2 separate regions of the Homo sapiens genome follow, and region 1 is linked to region 2. Evidence: read pairs that join two places in POLR2A ChIA-PET (ENCODE). Cell type or tissue: CD4-positive, alpha-beta T cell. All regions are shown on one strand. Links, peaks and the distances in the headings refer to the core of each region. The heading gives the core; the rest is flanking DNA. Region 1 has its middle 66 kb from the start of RESF1. Region 2 has its middle 3.7 kb from the start of LINC02422.

Region 1 (4,396 bases), core at 300-4,299, 130 kb after region 2:
AGGCGGAAGTTGCAGTGAGCTGAGATAGCACCACTGTACTCCAGCCTGGGCAACAGAGCAAGACTCCATCTCAAAAAAAAGAAAAGAAAAGAAAAGAAAGATTTATATACATCTCACAGGGGCAGAGAGAATTTACAATGACAAATCCTCTAAAGAAAATGCTTTAAGAAAAGGGAAAGAATAGTCTTTTCCCTAATTTTTTCTTTTTGCTTTTGTTTGTTTGTTTAGAGACGGGGTTTTGCTATTGTAAACCAAAAGGTATCTGAGACAGGTCTTAATCAGCTTAGTTTATTTTGCCAAGGTTAAGGATGTGCCTGTGACACAGCTTCAGGAGGTCCTAACGACATGTGCCCAAGGTGGTCGGTGTGCAACTTGCTTGTATACATTTTAGGGAGACATGAGACATTAATCAATATGTGTAAGATGTGCATTGGTTCGTTCTGGTAACGCGGGATAACTTGAGGCAAGGGCTTCCAGGTCCCACATAGGTAAGAGACAAAAGGTTGCATTCTTTTAAATCCTTGATCATCTTTCCACTGAATACACAATTTAGGCTGGCTCAGTGAATCTGCATTTTTACATAAACAATAGGGCAGGGGAAGCAATCAGATATGCATTTGTCTCAGGTGAGCCTCCTCAGAGGGATGACTGAGTTCTGTCTGTCCCTTGTCCACAAGGAATTTCCTTCTGGGCAAATTGTGAGGGAGGTATGTAGCTTTTTTTTGAGACGGAGTCTTGCTTATTCGCCAGGCTGAAGTGCAGTGGCGCCATCTCGGCTCACTGCAATCTCCGCATACCAGGTTCAAGCGATTCTCCTGCCTCAGCCTCCTGAATAACTGGGATTACAGTCACGCACCACCACGCCCAGCTAATTTTTATATTTTTAGTGGAGACAGGGTTTCACCATGTTGGCCAGGATGGTCTCGATCTCTTGACCTCATGATCTACTCGCCTTGGCTTTCCAAAGTGCTGGAATTACTGGCTTGAGCCACCACGCCCAGCGGTGTGTAGCTTTTTATCTTTTTTTTTTTTGAGATGGAGCCTTGCTCTGTTGCCCAGGCTGGAGTGCAGTATGCGATCTCAGCACTTTGGGGCGGGGGCAAGATGAACAGATCGCTTGAGTTCAAGAGTTCAAGACCAGCCTGGGCAACATGTCTAAACCCCATCTCCACAAAAAAATATAAAAATTAGCTGGGCGTAGTGGTACCCGCCTGTAGTCCCAGCTACTCAGGAGGCTGAGGTGGGAGGATCAGTTGAGCCAGGGAGGCAGAGGTTGCAATGAGCTGAGATTGCATCACTGCACTCCAGCCTGTGTGACAGAGTGAGACCCTGTCTCAAAAAAAAAAAAAAACTTAAAATCTTTTTTTTAATTCTCTCAATTTCAATCTCACTTACTTCTTCTTTCAAAGCCACCACTGTCTGAACCTGGTGCCCTTCCTTCTGATTATAGTTTTCGTTGTTGTTACTGTGTTTTGTTTACTTTTACAATTTTGGAATATGAAAATATCTTTCTTTTGTAACGACAAATATGGAATACAAACATTACAACTTCTTTTTTTGCCCATCCTGGATTAAAAAGGAAATAATAGATGAAATGCCTTGCAAAGAGGACAAAATATTTTGGGGTCTAAAATGTGCTTTGCCCAGGATCTTGCCTTGTAATGATAATGACTCTCCCTTAGTGATCCAAACAAAGGAATGTGGTCAACTGTATGAACAAGGTTCAGTGAAGTCCTGAGTCACATGACAATCTGTCCTCCCCAAGCCTCTGTGCTTCAGAAGCTGGAAAGTCGTTCTACCCTTGGGCACAGGGTACATGTGCAGTAGCAATAAATAGCACCAGGAGGAATAGGAGCAACAAGTGTTACTGGTAGAGGGTCTTGACTACGAGTTGTCCAGGTCCTTGGCATTTTGAACAAAGAATTGAACAAAACGTACGAAGTAGCAGAGAAATGAAATGCAGGAATGAAGCAACGAGAGCAGGAATTCATTAAAGCGAGAAAGCACTTCACAGGGTGGGAGTGGGCCTGAGCAAGCAGCTCAAGGGTGCAGTTACAAAGCTTTCTGGGCTTTAAGTACCTCATTTGAGGTTCTTATCTAGATGAAGGATTTGGTCTGTGGCAAATTAAAGACTGAGGTGAACTGGCGCCCTGTGCAGATAAAGGGATGGTCCCTGCTTCGCCAGGGCCAATCCAAGGCACTCTCCTTTTCCATCCCAGCACTTTGGGAGCCTGAGGCAGGTGATCACTTGAGCTCAGGAGTTCAAGACCAGCCTGGCTAACATGGTGAAAACCTGTCTCTACTGGTGCTCTCGCCATTATTCCATCTGCTATGAGCCCCTTTCTGCATAAAGTAAAGTTTGCCTTGCTAAGAGAATTAAATTTATGTTTGAATGTTATTTCTTTGTAGCACTGGGGAACAAGCATTCTATTTCTAAATAAACATTTTTACATATAAGAAATGGTGGTCCGTACAGGGATACATTTTCCTCTGGGGTGGTCTCTAGTCCTCTCATGAGGGGGTCTCCCACTGCCTCATTGTGGTGGCCTCAGGGGTAGTAAGAAATTGAGACCCATCTGGTGTGATGAATAGACCCGGACTCTCAACAAGGCAGAAGAAACTGGCCAGCAATCTGGAGTAAATGATCCTCACATATGATGTGGACCAGGCGACCTCATGCATGAGCCAAGAAAGGAAACAAACCAGAGGAGCCGTACACCAGCACCTGCCTGGAAACCACATCCTCATCAAAAGATAGAAAGAAGAAAAACTCGAGGCAGCCTAAGAACCCTACCTTGTGCTGCTAACCACCGAGACTGCCGTTCGCACAGCAGAAAAGGATAGACACATCATACCCAAGTCAAAAAAGCGTCATCACCATCAAAGTTATAGGTCATTGTTCCAGGGTCAAGCCCTACCAAGTTAAAGCTAAGAAAACTTTATCTATCTTTTCTTTCCTTTAACTACTCCCCATCTTATTAATGTAACTAAATCTAACTCACCTCAAATTATTACTTTTAATGCCTGTTCAGTTATCACTCCTCTCATACCAAATGACAAAACCAAAGTCTTTGTAGTAAAAGTAAAAAAATCTAAAGCAAACCACAGCAATTAAAACAAGATATCAAGATGTAAATGACTAGCTAAAATACATTAAATATTCTGTCCGCACTCTAAATAAAAGCAATTGTTATGCTTGTGCACACAGTAGGCTAGAAGTCCAAGTTATCCCCTTTCCACTCAGATAGTCCTCTAATCGACAAGGCATGGACTGCATGGTAGCTCCTTTTCTTCTTTTGTCTTTTTTTCTTTTTTTTATCTGAGACGGAGTCTCGCTCTGTCGCCCAGGCTGGAGTGCAGTGGCGCAATCTCGGCTTACTACAAGCTCCACCTCCCGGGTTCAAGCCATTCTCCTGCCTCAGCCTCCCAAGTAGCTGGGACTACAAGCGCACGCTGCCAAGCCCGGCTAACTTTTTTTTTTTTTTTTTTTTTGTATTTTTAGTAGAGACGGGGTTTTACCCTGTTAGCCAGGATGGTCTCGATCTCCATCTCCTGACCTCGTGATCCGCCCGTCTCGGCCTCCCAAAGTGCTGGGATATAGGCGTGAGCCACTGCACCCGGCCGGTATCAAAATCCTGCAGCCTAAGATAGTAAAGTGTGCCAAACTCTCTCTACTATTTCCTAAAGTGCAGTACCCTGAGGGTCAGCCCCCCGAGGGCCATTCAGCCTCCATCTTCCAAGACCAATTTTACCTCGTGTCTCCAACGATAAAAGGAAAATTTAGCGTACTTTGAAGACTTAACATGATACAGCGAGGTCAGGCACTTCCAAAAGCTAACCCATCAGTCCACCCTTATTCATCCCCAAGCGGATGCATAGTAATACTGTAAAAAACCTTTACTAGACACTCTACCAAATAATTAGAGCAGCACTTATGCTCTAGTTCAATTAGCTATCCCTTTTACCCTGGCATTTCATCAATCAGAAAAAGAGAAATTACGACATAAGCAAATAAAAGAAGCCTCAAAAGAAGCAGCCCCTTACAGCTATTTTGATTCCCATGTCTATTCAGATGCAATTAGAGGTCCTCACAGAGTACCAAATAAATTTAAAACCAGAGATCAAATAGCTGCAAGGTTTAAGTCAATGTTGTTTTAGTGAGTAGCAATTAATAAAAATGTAGATTAAATAAACTGCATTTATTACTACCAGCAGCAATTTATTAACTATACCAAAGATGCTGTTAAAGAAATAGCTGAACAATTAAAACCCACAAGTCAAATGGCCTGAGAAAATAAGATAACTTTAAATATAATATTAACAAAGAAAGGTAGTGTTTATATTATAATCAAAACTCAGTGTTGCACCTTTATTCCAAACAACACTGCTCCCAATG
Region 2 (4,396 bases), core at 90-4,089:
TGTAGTGGGAATTCACACACTCTTAGCCAGTTTCTCAAACTAAGCTAGTTCAGACTTGGAGCCCGAAAGCACACTGCAATGTGACCACAGGTGTGTTTTGTGGATCTTCAGTAAAACATTCCCCAGAAATAAGTAGGGCCATTTCCCAGTGTGACTATAAACTGGAGACAGGTAAATATTTTTTTTGGTGGAGGGGGGGGCTAATTGATTTTGGCTCTGAACTGATGCTAATCCATGGAGACACAAAATAAAGTAAGATGAAATGAAACAAACGCAACAACAACAAATCCAGCATAGTCCACCACTCAGAGTAGAAGTTTACAGAACCCAGGTGATAGATGGAACCTTGACCAGAGTCAGTTTCCCAGTGTGTCCAATGGCGTGATGGAGCCATTCAGTGGTTACTTCTCTAGTCTCAGAATGAACGGTGGGAAAAGGTATATTTAGCAACTGTTCTTTGATTGATGAAGCGAGGGAGGGCTATTATATTAAGAACATTCAAGTGAAAGCCTCTGAAAATCCTCAGATCACCAAAATAGTGTTCCCAAAGTAACTCTGCAATCTGGGGGAAATTCAGTGGCGACAGTTGTGCAACGGTGAGTGTACGTAATGCCACCGAATGTTACACTTAAAAACGGTTAAAAAAGGCCGGGCACGGTGGCTCACGCCTGTAATCCCAGCACTTTGGGAGGCTGAGGCGGGCGGATCACGAGGTCAGGAGATCGAGACCTTCCTGGCTAACACAGTGAAACCCCGTCTCTATTAAAAATACAAAAAATTGGCTGGGCGCGGTGGCTCACGCCTGTAATCCCAGCACTTTGGGAGGCCAAGACGGGTGGATCACGAGGTCAAGAGTTCGAGACCATCCTGGCTAACACGGTGAAACCCCGTCTCTACTAAAAATACAAAAACAAAAGTAGCCGGGCATGGTGGTGGGCGCCTGTAGTCCCAGCTACTCAGGAGGCTGAGGCAGGATAATGGCGTGAACCCAGGAGGCGGAGCTTGCAGTGACTGAGATCGCGCCACTGCACTCCAGCCTGGGCGACAGAGGGAGACTCTGTCTCAAAAAAAAAAAAATTAGCCGGGCGTGGTGGCGGGCGCCTGTAGTCCCAGCTACTCGGGAGGCTGAGGCAGGAGAATGGTGAGAACCGGGGAGGCAGGGCTTGCAGAGAGCTGAGATCGTGCCACTGCACTCCAGCGTGGGCAACAAAGCAAGACTCTGTCTCAAAAAAAAAAAAAAAAAGTTAAAATGTTAAATTTTATGTAATATATACTTTGTCACAATAAAAAAGTAAATGATCATAAACAGCTCTATTGTTTTAACTTGTACATATCGTGTTTCTTTCATTTTAAAGTAGAAACAGTAGCTATTTAAAATCAAAAGATAATTTCAAACATTGCTTGTTGTCATTGAATTCAAGAAGAAAACTTTAAAAAAGAAAAACCACACAAAACTAAAAATAATAAGGCCAGGCGTTGGTGGTTCACACCTGTAATCCTAGCACTTTGGAAGGCCAAGGCAGGTGGATCACCTGAGGTCAGGAGTTCAAGACCAACCCGGCCAACACAGCAAAACCTGGTCTCTAGTAAAAATACAAAAATTAGCCGGGCATGGTGGTGCACACCTGTAATCCCAGCTACTCAGGAGGCTGAGGTGGGAAAATTACTTGAAACCGGGAGGCGGAGTTTGCAGTGAGCAGAGATTGTGACACTGAACTCCAGCCTGGGTGACAGAGCAAGACTCCCTCTTGAAAAAAATAAATAAATAAATAAGTAAAATAAATAAATAATAAAGTGTACTCCATATGTATTCAATTTGTTTTATTTTTGTTTGTATGAACATATACAACACAAATTTAAAATATATAAGTAATTAATTGTGGAAAATGGGATCTATCGTGAGGATAAAGCAAAGTTATGCAACAAGATGAAGCAACAAAAAGTGATTTTTGAGGATGATTGCAAATTATCTTAAGTAATTTAGAAAGTTCACAATTTCCTGAGCTTTAACAGCATTAACAGGAAGCATTAAGAACAAGGATGTGGTTAGGTGTCTATTGGTTTGTCAGAAAGACATGTAACATGAAAACCACTGACATTAAGAGACAGGTAGCAGCTTTAATAATTTACCAGCCTTGTATTTCTTCACATTCTTGTTTCAGAGATAGTTTGAAAACAGTCCAAAAGGAAGATAATTCCAAATTCCTGAGGATTTTCCCCAAGTGTTGAGTGTACTATATAAAGTGATAACAGAGGATTATGTGGATGCATAACCCAGTGGCAACGAATTCCATTTTGGCCGTGAACTACTGAACAGATTCACTGAATGTGTTCATTTGCTGAACAAATCTTATTTCAGCAAATGACAAAATAAGATTTGTTCAGCACATCTCATGTGAGTGCTCACATAGCGTGGGCTCTGTGGTCAGACAAACACTAGGCACTTCTCTTGGTGTTATCACCTTAAGCTGTGTGCCTTGGGGAAAGTTACTCAATTTCTCATTCCCTCCATTTCCTCGTGCACAAAATGGCAGAAAATAAAGGTGTTGTGATGATTAAATGAGATACTGTATACAATATTCTCAGTACAATGCCCAGCACATGGTGAGCCTTCAAGAAATGCTATCTACTAGTCCTACGTGCAATGCACTGTGGAGAGGGCTAAAAATGACATGTGTGGCACGAGTTGCAGTTTAATCCTGTGCTCCACTTACTCTAAGATTCAGGTATGTGTTGCACTAGTTGGACTAGTGGCCAGGGGTCAGAGGAAAATAAGAACCTCCCGAAAATGTCTTCCCTTATTCTAGAGGAAGACAGAGTTAAGAAGAAAAGCTTTAGCTCAAGGAAAGGGCATTAGAGTTAAAATGGAGGGAAAAAATATCTACTAATCAGAATATTCTACTGGCCACAGTCTCTGACCTTCTGGCAATTAAAATTTTAAAGTTAAAGATTACTTAAAATTGGCTGGGTGTGGTGGCTCACGCCTGTAATCCCAGCACTTTGTGAGGCCGAGGTGGGTGGATCACAAGGTCAGGAGTTCGAGACCAGCCTGACCAACATGGTGAAACCCCGTCTCTACTAAAAATACAAAAATTAACCAAGCGTGGTGGTGGGCATCTGTAATCCCAGCTACTCGGGAGGCTGAGGCAGGAGAATCTCTTGAAATCAGAAGGCGGAGGTTGCAGTGAGCCGAGATCATGCCACTACACTCCAGCCTGGGCAACAAGAGCAAAACTCTGTCTCAAAAAAAAAAAAAAAAAGATTACTTAAAATTTACTTGGAAACTTAAAAGTGCACCATTAAGTAACTCCTGGGACCAAGCAGATGTCATGAGAAAAATTAAGAAATATTTGCCACTTCATCAGTTATAAGACAAAAAAAATTTTTTTTTAAATTTTAAGACATACTTAAATTGAGTGATAATGAATGATATGGTTGGGTCTGTGTCCCTGCCCAAATCTCATGACAAATTGTAATCCCCAATGTTGGAGGCGGGGTCTGGTGGGAAATGATTGGATCTTGTACGCAAATTTCCCCTTTGGTGCTGTTCTCGTGATAGTGAGTGGATTATCAGGAGATCTGGTTGTTTAAAAGTGTGTAGCACCTCCCCACTCTCTCTATTCCTCGTGCTCTGGCCCTGTAAGACGTGCCTGCTTCTCTTTTGTCTTTCACCATGATTGAAAGTTTCCTGAGGCCTCCCCAGCATGCTTCCTGTACAGCCTGTGGAACCGTGAGCCAATTAAGCCTCTTTTATTTAAAAATTACCCAGTTTCCAGTGGCACACACCTGTAATCCCAGAACTTTGGGAAGCTGAGGTGGGTGGATCACCTGAGGTCAGGAGTTCAAGGCCAGCCTGACCAACATGGAAAAACCCCGTCTCTACTAAAAATACAAAATTAGCCAGGCATAGTGGCGCATGCCTGTAATCCCAGCTACTTGGGATGCTGAGGCAGGAGAATTGTTTGAACTCTGGAGGCAGAGGTTGTGGTGAGCCAAGATCGTGCCACTGCACTCCAGCCTGGTCAACAAGAGCAAAACTCCGTTTCAAAAAAAAAAAAAAAGAAAAATTACCCAGTTTCAGGTATTTCTTTATAGTAGTGCAAGAATGGACTAATACAATGAAAACACCAAACATCAGGCTGGGTGTGGTGGCTCATGCTTGCAATCTCAGCACTTTGGGAGCCTGAGGTGGGAGGATCACTTGAGGCCAGGAGTTCAAGACCAGCCTGGGCAATATAGTGAGACCCAATTGCTACAAAAAAAATTAAAATTAGCTGGGTGTGGTGGCAAGCACTTGTATTCTCAGCTACTTGGGAGGTTGAGGCAGGCAGGAGGAGCACTTGAGCCCATGAATTTGAGATTGCAGTGAGTATGATAGTACCACTGCACTCCAGCC

The links. ChIA-PET counts read pairs that join two places held together with the same protein. Peaks named below come from ENCODE experiments on the same cell type or tissue, not always from the same donor. Only the 100,000 strongest peaks of a DNase experiment are listed, where the experiment ranks them.
Region 1: POLR2A ChIA-PET joins it to region 2 with 5 read pairs; 4 of 35 experiments call an interaction of 5 or more read pairs at or near these places.

The regions. Positions count from the first base shown.
Region 1 is chr12:32,023,329-32,027,724 of GRCh38, forward strand. No RefSeq gene overlaps it. Among named protein-coding and RNA genes, the nearest start is that of RESF1, 66 kb to the left of the region's middle. RefSeq lists enhancers at 1-400, 1,667-1,961. In CD4-positive, alpha-beta T cell, for the core only: no CTCF peak of the experiment used is centred there; a DNase peak (open chromatin) is centred at 2,773.
Region 2 is chr12:31,888,718-31,893,113 of GRCh38, forward strand. No RefSeq gene overlaps it. Among named protein-coding and RNA genes, the nearest start is that of LINC02422, 3.7 kb to the left of the region's middle. In CD4-positive, alpha-beta T cell, for the core only: no CTCF peak of the experiment used is centred there; a DNase peak (open chromatin) is centred at 2,054; H3K27ac peaks cover 1,267 bases.